2 separate regions of the Homo sapiens genome follow, and region 2 is linked to region 1. A link is a contact called in ENCODE Hi-C or POLR2A ChIA-PET data. All regions are on one chromosome and are shown on one strand. The core of a region is the stretch at or near the end of the contact, and the rest is flanking DNA. Distances in the headings are between cores, read along the strand shown.

Evidence for each region. Hi-C counts contacts between places; a loop is a spot of excess contacts on that map. ChIA-PET counts read pairs that join two places held with the same protein, here RNA polymerase II (POLR2A). Pooled maps may share reads with other maps.
Region 2: a map of OCI-LY7 shows a loop between it and region 1 (12-fold over the local background). The contact joins the enhancer-like site here to the promoter of H2BC12 in region 1. A Hi-C loop is called at or near these places in 1 of 168 maps with a recorded cell type or tissue (OCI-LY7) and 1 of 50 pooled maps. POLR2A ChIA-PET finds 5 or more read pairs at or near these places in 1 of 52 experiments (OCI-LY7).

What each region holds. Positions count from the first base shown.
Region 1 is chr6:27,145,131-27,152,073 of GRCh38, reverse strand. H2BC12 (H2B clustered histone 12) reads left to right here and starts at 5,219. Exons shown (of 1, transcript NM_001312653.2): 1 at 5,219-5,713. The coding sequence starts at 5,276. The coding sequence ends at 5,656. H2AC12 (H2A clustered histone 12) reads right to left here and starts at 4,968. Exons shown (of 1, transcript NM_080596.3): 1 at 4,512-4,968. The coding sequence starts at 4,945. The coding sequence ends at 4,559. MIR3143 (microRNA 3143) reads right to left here and starts at 4,448; the gene lies at 4,386-4,448. RefSeq lists a silencer at 2,753-2,802 and enhancers at 4,582-4,831, 5,162-5,621, 4,876-5,792, 6,212-6,321.
Region 2 is chr6:25,385,203-25,392,608 of GRCh38, reverse strand. All of the region lies in intron 2 of CARMIL1 (capping protein regulator and myosin 1 linker 1), which reads right to left. All of the region lies in intron 1 of LOC124901281 (a long non-coding RNA gene), which reads left to right. Among named protein-coding and RNA genes, the nearest start is that of CARMIL1, 110 kb to the right of the region's middle. Within about 2 kb of position 4,933, at least 2 of the 41 ENCODE cell types and tissues checked have a DNase peak (open chromatin) inside an H3K27ac peak, as active enhancers do; they include OCI-LY7, where a contact is called at or near this core.

The sequences.
Region 1 (6,943 bases), core at 3,970-6,469:
AAAAATACAAAAAACCTAGCAGGGAGCGGTGGCACGCGCCTGTAATCCCAGCTACTTGGGAGGCTGAGGTAGGAGAATCACTTGAACCCAGGAGGCGGAGGTTGCAGTGAGCGAAGATCGCGCCACTGCACTCCAGCCTGGACTACCGAGCAAGACTCCGTCTCAAAAAAATAAAAAAAGAACTTGATCTGGTAAACCCAGAAGGCATAACGAGAACTAAGAATAAGAGAATACCTCATTGAGGAGGTGCCATATTATGAAAATTGAAGAATGAATAGGAGTTACCCAAGGAGAGGCTGGTAGGACAAACACTCTGGGCTTGGGAAATCGCAAGTGCAAAGCTACAGGAGTACCAGATAGAATCAGACAGACCAATCCCTGAATACACTTTCTAATTCCAGTCCGTTAATTTTATTAAATCTTACAGCTTCAAGTAAATTAGAAAATGCACTGGTTTCTTCAAAAATGGCAATTTTGCTGTGAATAGAAAAAAGTTAGCAATTCTGCTGTGAATAAAGTTAGCTTTTAATAAGTCAAGCAATATCAACGTACACCAGCAATTTTACCTCCTTTTTTTTTTTTTTTTTTTTTTTTTGGTGTTTTCCTTTGTGTGATTCCAAGGCATATTTGGGATCTCAAGTTGATTTACTGATGGCCAGTTCTGAGTCCAGATACCAGTCAGCCTTGTAAACAATCACTATTCCTCCCAGGTGTTTACTATTACACATAGAATCTAGCTTCCCAGGTAAGTGAAGCCATGTCAATAGTTAGCCTGATATAAAATTATATTATTCCGTCTTTAGTTAAGCACCCTTCATTATCCATAATCACATATATTTCCCATATTTTGTCATTGTTAATTATTTAAATCATGCAGCTCCTCTGGGGTATAAACCTTCACATATTTTTAGATGTGACTTTACTATTTTGATTTTCTCAGAATTATTCCTTACAAGGAATGCATGACAACGACTCCATCTGTAATAGGTATGAAGATGAGGGGGAAGGGCGGAACTGAGGAAAAGCATGTATGTATGCATTTTAAAAATTGTGTGTGTTTTAAAAATATATTTTTTTAAAGTATATATTTTAAGTGTGATTCCCATTTTCAGGAATCTTTAGCTATTCACTTTAAACTATTGTAAACACTGTTTGAATAATTAAGTCTAGTTTTATTCTTTCTCATTTGGTATCTATTAATTCAGATATGATCATGATACTCTTCTGGTAGAACCTTTCAACATCTCCCTTTAACAATTCTTACCCAAGTTTCTATATACCTTAGACTAAAGCACATGAGACCAGATAGTTAAGAGAAGGCAGTTATGTGTGTGTTCCATGTTGAGTAGATAATATTCTGATAGCTTTTTCTCCTACTAATTGAGAATCTGATTGGATAAGTAACACCACACTTTCTTTTCCAAATTAGAGTCCAAACAATACCCACCTCAAAAGGTTGTGAGAAATAAATAAGCACATTCATATTGCATATGTAGCCCATAAGTGGTCGGCACCAAATATCTCTTATAGGTGTTTTTTTTTTTTTTTTTTTTTTTTTTGAGCTGGAGTCTCACTCTGTCACCCAGGCTGGAGTACAGTGGCACAATCTCGGCTCACTGCAACCTCCGCCTTCCGGGCTCAAGCAATTCTCCTGCCTCAGCCTCCCAAGTAGCTGGGACTATAGGCAGCTGCCACCACGCCCGGCTAAGTTTTTGTGTTGGGATTACAGGCATGAACCACCGCACCCAGCCTAAAATGTGTTTCCACCTGGTTTCGAACCAGGGACCTTTCACGTGTGAGACTAACGTGATAACCACCATACTACAGAAACTCATTCCATGGTTTTTTTAAAGGTTTCCTCTCCTCTCTTTTGAGCCTCAAATATTCATTCTGAAGTTTCTTCAGTATGGGGCAAAGCTGGATTATTTCTCAGTACAGGAAAAGTAAAGAGATTTGCTGAATCTGGGGTAGGAAAAGTTAGTGGAAGAATCTCCCATTTCTTTTATAATTGTTTTCTATCACCTTCCATGTGCAATGATTGAGGCATTTAAAGCTCTTACAGGAGTATATCAAACTAATAAAGATTTTTAGAATGTCTGTACATTTTCTTATTTCTCTAAAAAGAAAAGACCCGCCCCTCCCCGGCCTTTAAATTCCCTGATGAAAGTAATTACAGGCTCATGCCTGTAATCCTGGCACTTTGGGAGGCCAAGGCAGGCAGATCACCTGAGGTCAGGAGTTCGAGACCAGCCTGACCAACATGGTGAAACCTTGACTCTACTAAAATTACAAAATTAGCCGGGAGTGGTGGCACACACCAGTAATCCCAGCTACTCAGGAGGCTGAAGCAGGAGAATCGCTTGAATCTGGGAGGTGGAGGTTGCAGTGAGCCGAGATCAGGCCATTGCACTCCAGCCTGGGCAAGAAGAGCAAAACTTCATCTCAAAAAAAAAAAAAAGAAAAAGAAAAAAAGTCAAAGAGCAATACCAGCTATGCACTTATGCATGCTAAAGTCAGTCTCACAGATACTATCATAGACCTTACTTAACATTGATATTTATATTCATGTTAATATATGTCATAGACATGGAAATACACTGCCCAGATCCTCCTTCAAGGAAGGGCTTGCAGCCCAACTGCAGAGAGCACAGTTAGCAGATAGACACCAGCTGTTAGCTTCCTCAGTGTTTGCCTCAGCTGCAGAGCTCCTCCCCACTCAAGGCTGCATCCTTCCCCGGGCAGTCCTCATTCAGTGACCCACAGAGGAGTTAAAAAGGGTGGTCTAGAGCCCCTTTGGCCCAATGTGGGGGCAACTTGACAGGCATACTGGCTCCAGAGCTCTCCACTGGGTTGGTTGAGCATTTGTCTGGCCTGTATCATAGTTTGACATTTTCCTTTGCCCAATCCTATTTCCTTCACCCCTTCACAGATATTGAGCCCTAATAAACATTTTGCATCCCAAACTCCATCTCAGCATCTGTTTATCGAGAACTCATATGTCACTACATTATAATTTCTCGTTCTGCATCTCTTGCATTTCTTTTTCAATTGGGCTTCTGCATGCAAAGACTGGGAGTAGCAAACAAATCTATGTGTATTGAATTACAAACTATGTCCTCTTAAATCTTTGTGAAATACATAAAGTTAATACTATTTTTTGGTGTCTTTTTTAAGTGGCTTGAATTCCGTAGAGAAAAAATAAAGATGTATACATGTAATATTTCAATTAATATATATCCTATCCCCATAGGCATAGAGAGCGTAATGGGGCCCTCCATTTTAGAGAGGAGATAAACAAAGATGACCTCTTTATAGGTGTTACTTGATCAGAGACCTACATAGATTGAAAAAAAGTGAGAAAGGTAGTTATCAGGGGAAGAGGGAATTTAAAGTGCAAAGGCCTTAAGACAGAAAATGTGTTTGGCATTTTGTGGGAATAGCCAGAAAGCCTTGAGGCTATGAAGTAAAAGCAGGCCAAGTAATATCAAGAGGGGGTGGGGCGGAGGAAGGAAACTCATAGGGCTTCCTAGGGTAGGTAAATTAATGTGGACAAGCAATCAAAAGCAATAGCAATCCCGATCTAATAAATTTGATAATACAAATTAGCTAGACAGAAAAAGCTATGTTGTATCCTAAGCTACTACAAGAGTGCATTAATACACCTGCTCCAAAGAAATGGGACTAAGGATTTACAAATATGGGATTCAGGAAATTCTGCATCCCATATTCTCCTTCCATCGGAATCAAATTCTAATGCAAATGAGTCACTAGACTTTCATCACCTGGGTAAAGTTACTCTTAAGAGTTAGACCACTTAAGAATCAGGCTGCCCTTTCTTGCTTTTCAAGAATACTTAGAATTGCAAAATTTGCCTTTAAAGAATGGCAAGTATATCCCATTTTTATGGCTGTTTGACAACACTATTAATGTAATAGAATTATTACACTGGAGGCCGGGCGCTGTGGCTCACGCCTGTAATCCCAGCACTTTGGGAGGCCGAGGCGGGCGGATCACCTGAGGTCAGGAGTTCGAGACCAGCCTGGCCACCATGGTGGAACCCCGTCTCCACTAAAAATACAAAAAAACTAGCCGGTCGTGGTGGTGTGTGCCTGTAATCCCAGCTATTCGGGAGGCCGAGACAGGAGAATCGCTTGAACCTGGGAGGTGGAGGTTGCAGTGAGCCGAGATCGCGCCGCGCCACTGCACTCCAGCCTGTTGGAGACTCCATCTCAAAAAAAAAAAAAAAAAAAAAAAAACCACTGGAATTAGTAAATAGATTTCAGGGATTTGTACGTTTGATTTCACTTATTACCCCTGCTGAATAAGCTTCTCCGGAGTATCCTACAACAACTTTTGGGTCTTCATTGCTTTCCAGTGGGTTAATTTAGAAACATTGTAAAGAGTTGCTCCAGCCCAACCGCGAAAGAAGCGCTTTACAATGTTATCTAGCGAAGCAAACATGAAGTGAAACAAACATGACTGTGTCCAGCTTTCTCTAAGACAGTGTAGAATGGCTCTGAAAAGAGCCTTTGTTTTCCAGTTTTCACAACCTCGCTCCTTATTTGGCCTTATGGTGGCTCTCAGTCTTCTTAGGCAGCAGCACGGCCTGGATATTGGGCAAGACACCACCCTGCGCGATGGTGACTTTGCCCAGCAGCTTGTTGAGCTCCTCGTCGTTGCGGATGGCCAGTTGGAGGTGACGCGGGATGATACGGGTCTTCTTGTTGTCGCGGGCCGCATTGCCAGCCAGCTCCAGGATCTCAGCGGTCAGGTACTCCAGCACCGCAGCCAGGTACACTGGCGCGCCGGCTCCAACCCGCTCGGCATAATTACCCTTGCGGAGCAGGCGGTGCACTCGGCCCACGGGGAACTGAAGCCCAGCCCGAGAAGAGCGGGTCTTGGCCTTGGCGCGAGCTTTACCGCCTTGCTTGCCACGTCCAGACATACTGGTCACAACTTACTGAAAGTAGCCAACGAGGAAAGGCAGCGCCTTTTATAAACACTATTGGGCGCGAAAAAGAAGATATGTCATTGGTTAGGGTTGTAGCTTAGTTTTAACCAATGGAAGTACGTCTTTTGGATTTGCAGATTGGGTTGATTGGGTATAACTAACCTCTGACGTCACCCTAATAACCACCAATCAGATACAGGACTTTCACTCTTCACCTTATTTGCATGAGAGGTCCTATATAAAAACGACTCCTGGTACCTTGCTCCCATTACTTCCCGTTTTCTCGATCTGCTGCTCGTCTCAGGCTCGTAGTTCGCCTTCAACATGCCGGAACCAGCGAAGTCCGCTCCCGCGCCCAAGAAGGGCTCGAAGAAAGCCGTGACTAAGGCGCAGAAGAAGGACGGCAAGAAGCGCAAGCGCAGCCGCAAGGAGAGCTACTCCGTATACGTGTACAAGGTGCTGAAGCAGGTCCACCCCGACACCGGCATCTCCTCTAAGGCCATGGGAATCATGAACTCCTTCGTCAACGACATCTTCGAACGCATCGCGGGTGAGGCTTCCCGCCTGGCGCATTACAACAAGCGCTCGACCATCACCTCCAGGGAGATCCAGACGGCCGTGCGCCTGCTGCTGCCCGGGGAGTTGGCCAAGCACGCCGTGTCCGAGGGCACCAAGGCCGTCACCAAGTACACCAGCGCTAAGTAAACTTGCCAAGTAAGCGTCTTAAAGCCCAACCCCAAAGGCTCTTTTAAGAGCCACTTAAATTATCGATATTAGAGCTGTAAACACGTGTTCCTAATCCAGGCTTAAATTCGGGCGATCTTTTTAAAGGGATTATCATGATCTTATCACACTGAGTAATGCATGCAGTGCTTGTAATCGAGTCTGGCTAAGGAGAAGCCACATACACTTTGTTAGTACTGAGTGAGGAATATGGCGCCTAAAAAATTAGGGATGTGCAGGAAACTTGTGTTAACAGAAAGTGCTTCCTGGCTCTTGGCGCGAAAATGGATACTTCCGTTGTGTCGAGTGCTGTGACTTCCTGTTAGAACTTGTTGAAAGCCTATTGTGTCACGTGTACTTTCCACCATGTAATGGCGTTCTAACGTGAGTTTATATATTAGTAAATTTGGTTCCCGATGGCGTTCCAGTACGTATGGCTTTCGCTCGAGCAGTTACCTTATTTAACCTCTTCTAGGCTGTACCCAGCTCTGCCTTGCTTTGCTTCCCCCTCACCCCCTGATTCCATCTCTGCAGCCCACGGGACATCGGGAAGATGCCAGACCACCAGGCAGGATAGTCTGCAAGGGTAAGGGGAGGAGCACAGCTTTTCTCAGGAGTGAAGAAACGGAACATGAAATCATCACGGAGATTTTTGGAATAGTTTACTAGTTTTTAAGGCATGTTCAGCGTCAATTGGTCCAATCAGTAATTTTTCCTTTTGACAAGAAAGCTTATAGAAAAGGAAAATGAAAAGCAAGTAGATTCAGAGGGGAGACAACAGACAGACTAGAGACAGTCCGCCCCGAAGCAAGAAGTTGGAGTAGAGGAGAAGGGAACTTCCCCAGCAGCACAGGGTTTGAGCTAAGTGTTAGGTGGTGGGTTAGAATTAGGTGGTGGGTTTTATTGTGTGATTAGAGGCTAGAATGACTATGCCGGTGATGAGCAGTGTGAAACTTTTTTGGAAGAACCAAGTGAAAGAAAGAGTCCACGAATTTTAAGCTAGGTTGTTACCTGGCTAAATTTGTGATTTAGAAATGTAGGCCAGTTTCACAGGGGAATTTTGTGTGTGTGTGTGTGTGTGTGTGTGTGTGTGTGTGTGTGTGTATTTAACATATTTGGCCACGCATTGTTCTAGTCTTTGGGGATATTGCCCGCCCTTAGGCATTTGGAGATTAGCAGGGTCATATTGAAAAACTTCATACATGCAAAGCATATGTTCACTGTTGATCCAAGTCTTATTTATCCTACCAGTAATTTTGGGGTTACATT
Region 2 (7,406 bases), core at 3,684-6,183, 1.8 Mb after region 1:
TCTGAGCCATCCCCTGGAGTCAGTCCAGGAAGAAGCAAGCAGGGTGCTGAGCAGTTTGCAAACATGTCACATAAGGAAAAGCTGAAGGAAGTAGGTCTGCTTATCCTATAGGAGAAAAGACATAAGAATGACAGGAAAACAGACTTCAAATATTGGCAAGGCTGCATATGTCAGAGGGAATAAATGTTTTCCTCTGAGCCAACTGGGAACAATGTATAGAAATTATAGGAAGAAACATTTTTGCTTGATATAAAGAAAATTCCAAGATCAATTTGAAGTTGTGGAAAGAAGTGAACTCTTTTATAAGGCAGGTCTCTCACTATCAAAAACTTTGTCAGGAGTATTATACATACATACAAGGTTAAGCTAGATACCTTCAAAAGTCCTGTCCAACTGCAATAACCTGCAATTCTAGATCCCATATATATCTACGGTTTGTGTATCATATATACCAGGTTAGCAATGTATGTATGGCACAGGTGGCAAACTCTTACCATACCACATGTGATACACACACACACACACACACACACACACACACACACACACACACATGCATATACACACACATGCATACACACAAAAAAACAGCCTAAGATGAATTGCAGATATTTGTAAAACTAAAATTATGTAGTAATAACTAATTTCTAACTCTGTCATTGAGTTTCTCACAGTTTGGAAGAAGAATGTGGCATGCCAGGGACAATTTTTTAGTTCAAGTTGTAATACCCAAAACTGAAAGCCTGCGTGACATAAAAGAATAACTGCTAAACTAGTCCAAACACTTGGTTTGCACTGACTAGCCATGTGACCTTGGACAATCCACCATGCCTCTACAGATGTCAGTGTCCAGCAGAACTTGTATTGCTATGTTCACCACTAGCCATATGCAGTTTTTTTGAGCCCTGGCAATATGGTTAGTGCAACTAAGGAATCTGTAATTTAAATATTGTTTTAATTATATCTCACTGTCATTAATTTATTAAATTCAAACAGCCACATGTGGCTAGTGGCTATCACATTGAACAGTAACTACTGCTGACAAGGCCCCTGAAGAAGAAAGTCAAATTCCAGACCAACCTCAACCCATCATCTTCTGCAAGATCTCGATACCATCTAGACAACTGTGACAGAAGGAAAAGATAAAAAATCTGAGGCTCTATCTCAGAAGGTCCTTAGGGCTCCTGTCAGCTATTGTCTAGCCCATTCATTATCACCACCATATCCTAGGATAGACAGCCCAGTGCCCTTTTATCCTTAAGACTGTCCAGGTTGGGATCAACATCCAAGTATAGCAGTGTAATTATCAACGTTCCCTGGAAAGATGACATGTATAGAAAAATGTCCTATGGAAATGACCCCCACCCAGCCAGCTACCCTATTATAATGACATTAGTGGATTATTAGTGAAATATCTGTGAATAATTAGTGAACATTATTGAAAAATACTATTTCTTGTAGAGTACAAATAGCTATCTTTAAATTAGTTAACTATCTCTTATGAAGGAAACCATTCGGTTTATTTTAGCTTTCAAATCAAATCACGCAACCAACTTTAAAGTTTTTTCACAAGCTTGAAAACACACAAATATTAAAAGCCACAAAGTGGCTGGGCACAGTGGCTCACACCTGTAATTCCAGCACTTTGGGAGGCCAAGGCAGGTGGATCACTTGAGGTCAGCAGTTCAAGACCAGCCTGGCCAACATGGTGAAACCCCATCTCTACTAAAAGTACAAAAATTAGCCAGGCTGATTACAGGTGGTGGTGTTCACGCCTGTAATCCCAGCTACTGGGAAGGCTGAGGCAGGAGAATCACTTGAACCCAGGAGGCAGAGGTGACAATGAGCCGAGATCACACCTCTGCACTCCAGCCTGGGCTGACAGAGCGAGACTGTCGCAAAAAAAATAAAAATTTTTTAAAAGCCAAAAAGTGTGACTTTTTAAAGAGTTGCCTAGGTTGTTTTTAAAACATATATAAAAAATCTAGGCGGGATGCAGTGGCTCATGCTTGTAATCCCACCACTTTGGGAGGCTGAGGCAGGCAGATTGCTTGAGCCCAAAAGTTGGAGACCAGCCTGAGCAACATGACAAATCCCCATCTCTACAAAAAAATATAAAAATAGGCTCGCTTGTTGGCATGTGCCTGTAGTTGTAGCTACTTGGGAGGCTGAGGTGGGAGGATCACTTGAGCCCAAGAGGCAGAGGTTGCAATGAGCCAAGACTGTGCTGCTGTACTCCAACCTGGGTGACAGACTGAGACCCTGTCTCAAAAAAAAAAAAAAAAAAATATATATATATATATATATATATATATGTAAATATATATGTGTACCTATATATGTCTAGAAAAAATTATTTTTAAAAAATTACCAGGTAATGTCAATAATAGCCATATTCCAGAGGCTTAAGAGAAACTTGGCAACAAATTTACTAACATATATTAGCAAAATCAATCATTATAGCACCAAATAATGAGATCTCAAAATAGCACATGTGAAAGGGCAGTGAGCTGCCTAATCACAACTAATTTCAGGAAGAAGTTCATGGTGCATCTAGGAAAGCATTATTATTTTTGCAATACTTCACTTTTGCAATGTTTTAAAATCTGTTTGTTTTTTTAAACTAGGCAATTGCCACCAGAAAAATCTTAAACAGATGATTAGTTCATAATGTATAACAATAGAGTAAAATGCTTCCTAGCACATAGTTCAACACCAGTGGCTAGTCTCACACAGAAAATTTTCCTAGGCAGGAAACTCAGTGTCTCCTGATTCTTCATTCCTAAACTGTATTCTGCTGATATTGCATGCCCTCTTGTAATTATCATGAGTCCTACACATACAGAACAAGACAGACAAAATCTTCATTGCTGCGGCCCACACCAACATTAGCTTGCCTTACCCTGCTTAATTGGCTCTGATCACTGGGCAGAAACAACTCATTGCTTTTTCCTTTTCACATGCTGACTCAAGTATTCCTGGCATCATTAGTCATGTTTCATAGTGTCTAGAATAAAAACAAACTGACATCCAATTCCAGCAATTATTCCATTTTACACTTTGGAGAAAAGAAGTGATCGACACCTTCCAATCTGCCTAAAATCTCAAGCAGCTAACACTTTTGCAAAACAATTTGACTATGCCACATGCCTGTATCCCCAGCTTCTTGGGAGGCTGAGGCAGGAGGATAGCTTGAGTCCAGGAGTTCAAGGGCAGCCTGGGCAACACAGCAAGACCCCCCCAAATCTCAAAAAAGAAAACAATACAATATGACTAAAAGAAGATTTAAAGTTATGCAAAACATATAATAGACAGTGTCATAATTTTTAAACCAATGAGAAGCTGAAAGATTCTTTTGAAGTTTGCTTATAGACTCCAATTAAGAAATAGAAGTCCTCCTCATGTCTTCTCAATTAAAACCATTCCATTTTCTACTGGCAGAGCATCTGTGGATGAGACAAGCACAGTGCCAGGCACTTGGAAATGTTTGGTGAGTACTGAACGTAAAACATGGAAATGTGGGTTTCTCTAGTAGTGGAGGCAGGAAATCCCCATCAGTAAGGAGTAAAAGCTAATTCCCCTTAGGGCAGTCATTCCTACTTTCTTGGTAGTGCCTGTTAAGTAGAGGCCAGGTGTGGTGGCTCATGTCTGTAATCTCAGCACTTTTGGAGGCCGACACAGGAAGATCGCTTGAGGCCATGAATTCAAGACCAGCCTGGGCAACAAAAAGAAGCCTCCCTTTTTTGTTACAAAAAAATTGTAAAAATGTGCTGGGTGTGGTGGTCTGTGCCTATAGTCCCAGCTGCTACACTTTGAGAGGCTGGGGTGAAAGGATTGTTTGAGCCCAGGAGTTGCAGGCTGCAGTGAGCTATGATCATGCCATTGCACTCCAGCCTAGATGACAGAGCAACACCCTGTCTCTTAAAATAAAATAAAATAAAAAAAGGCCAGGTGCGGTGGCTTATGCCTGTAATCCCAGCACTTTGGGAGGCCAAGGCAGGTGGATCACAAGGTCAGGAGTTTGAGACCAGCCTGGCCAACATGGTGAAACCCCGTCTCTACTAAAAATACAGAAAAATTAGCCAGGCATGGTGGCGCCTGCCTGTAATCCCAGCTACTCAGGAGGCTGAGGCAGAATTGCTTGAACCCGGGAGGCGGAGGTTGCAGTGAGCTGAGATCGCTCCACTGCACTCCAGCCTGGGCGACAGAGCGAGACTTCATCTCAAACAAAACAAAACAAAAAAAGTAGAGAAATCCACATCTAAAAGACAAAACATAATAAAACTGTTGTGTGTGCTAAATACCTTCATTTCTATCACCTAATAGTAGCTATTTTAACTAAGGCAGACATCACCAAAAAAAATTAGCCTTTCAATACTCTCCAGCCTTTACTCTACTGTTGTAGAGAGAATAATGATGCCAAATCCAACATAACTTGACATCAAGAAACGCTTCTACATCAAATGAGTTTCAAAACATCCAGAACACCTGCAGACACATTGCAGGTGTAATGCTACAATAGTAACATGGTTCAACAAGGTCTGGAGGCCTCAAACAGTGAGGATTTTTACTTCTACTTGCCTATCTGCTCAAGATCTTTTTCTCTTTTTTTCTTATGAACTGTTTCTCTCATCGTTCTGTTCCTTCCTTTTCTTTCTTCCAACAGATACCCAAAATGACAGAGTCCATTTGCCAACTCACAGCTAGAGGCAAAGAAATCATTACCCACTCGGAAAAGGGGCCCATAGTTGCATCTGGTGATTATTCTCTATTTCATACGATGCTTTCCCTGAGGCCTCAGTCTTCTACTGAAAATATTTTAATTGTAATTATAAAGTCATGACCATCCACATGTATAGCTGGTTTGCTTCAATTAGAAGTCACTGCAACCAAAAAACAAAGCACTTTCAGTTCCTCACACTCATTGTGTTTAATGTTTCCATTGGTTGAATCTCATGAATGGCTCACTGAATTGAAGAAATGCCCCCAAGTAGGAATTCTAAATTCTGCATCTTCAAAAGATGGTCTTCAAAATCACAGAAAGAAAAGCTGCTGAATTGCAGAATATATACTGCTATTGAAAAGGTTATAAATCTTTTAACTTAAAGAAGGGTAGAATTCTTCACTTAGAAAATTCAGAACAACTTATGTTAATGTTTCATTTGTCTTGAACTAGAAACTGTGAGCATAGTGTTCAACAGATTCAGCTATTCACTTATTCATTGACTTTTATATCTCTGCATATGCTCTTCAGCCTATTATCTGGGGAACTATCAAAGAAAAGTTGTGGCCCAAATGCTGGATTTGCCTGTTCCTCAGTTCATAACAAGTATTTCTCAAATGTAGACCTATAACTATAAACACTTTTAACTTTCCTTGAACCAGAGCATTTAAAAATGCATATAGTCTGTACATTAAATGTGTTCTTAGTGAAGTAAAAGGTGACATCATAGAGTGTTATCTAGTCTGTTGTGATTTTTTTTTTTTTTTTTTTGGAGACAGAGTCTCACTCTGTCACCCAGGCTGGAGTGCAATGGTGCGATCTCGGCCTCGCAGGTTCAAACGATTCTCCCGCCTCAGGCTCCTAAGTAGCTGAGATTACAGGCACCGGCCATCATGCCTGGCTAATTTTTGTATTTTTGTGGAGATGGGGTTTCACCATGTTGTTGGCCAGGCTGGTCTTGAACTCCTGACCTCAGGTGATACGCCCACCTCAGCCTCCCAAAGTGCTAGGATTACAGGCATGAGCCACCACAGCCGGCCTCATGATGTCTTGTATTATCTAGTACTATCATGATTTTCACCTATTGCTTGTTACTTTCATGCAAATTCTAATTGACTTTCAAAGTAAAATCAATAAAAATGACCAGTGTTTATATGACATTTACTATGTGCTGGACCTTAGTCTTTGCTTATATTAACTCATTTAACCCTCCTGACAACCCTATGAAGTGGGTACAGTTATTTCTTCAACGTCCTGGGCGGTGTTCGTTTTCATTTTAAAGTTCCTACTCCTAAACCATACTAACAAAGTTCAAGTAGCAAGATATCAGATTACAAACAACAAGCCAGGCATGGTGGCTCAGGCCTGTAATCCCAGCACTTTGGGAGGCTGAGGTAGGTGGATCACTTGAGGTCAGCAGTTTCACCAACATGGTGAAACCCCATCTCTACTAAAAACACAAAAAGTTAGCCAGGTGTGGTGGCAGACACCTGTAATCCCAGCTACCTGGAAGGCTGAGGCAGGAGGATCACTTGAATCTGTGAGGTGGAGGTTGCAGTGAGCCAAGATTGAGCCTCTGCACTCCAGCCTGGGCGACAGAGCAAGATTCCGTCCTCACCACCCACCCCACACACACACAAAGATTATAAACAACAAAATTAATTCCATGTCCTTATATCATACCAAGGTAACTGCTTTGACACTGCAAATAACCAGTGTGATTGGTAAAATAATTAAATGTATTATTAAATGTATTAATTCTTGGGCTATTTGCCCACAGCAAATTTCCAAGGTTAATCCTACCCTTCATTGTGCATGAGGCAAATACACTCGGATGTATCCAGACAGCAAGTTAGCTATGGTTGAGAGAAAGCAAGAACTGCAGGCAAGAACAAGCCCAAAAACAATCTGTAACCTGATTTTGAAAACTAAATATTAATTTCATCACCTTCTTTACCAAATCTTCTAACAAGTAGCAAGTCAGACTGAAGTTTCTCTCTCTTCCTTCCTCTCCATTCTTTGAGGTGCTAATGAGCAGAAAATGAGAGTCTAAGGCTCAGAATAATCTACAGACTGGAATAATGAGTCTTGGAAAAATTCAAGAGCTGAAAGTGAAGCCTTACTAATTTGCACCATGAAAGAGGCCATTTTTTATGTTAGTGCTGACTGATCCAAATCCAAAATAAAAATACCACCAAATCAATATATAACTCTAGAAAACATGTATTCAAAAGTTTGTCATGATCAAAGCGAACACTGTGATTTATTTGGTATCTATTTATCCCAAAAAAGCTACTACTATTTATCTCTTCTGTTTATCTATGTGAAAATAAATTCCAAATGACTATAACAGGGCATGGTCCATAGTAAGTGCTCAATAAATGTTTACTAAATGAAATGCATGAACGAATCATTAGGCCCCTCAGCATTCTCACTTATCTACTCTGTCTCCAGTCCTCACTCCCTGAAAACCACATTGCACAGAGCCACCAGAGGGATTCTTCTAGAACACAAATATAATCATGCCACTCAACTGTTCGAATCCCGTTCATAGACTTCCCCACACCTCACCAGCAAACTGAAGTTCAAACTCTGTCACAGAGCACCTTTGTTACATCTCCAGCCCATTCTCTCACCACTCTTGGCCTTGGATATATGGCAATAATAGTGAAATTCCCCTTGC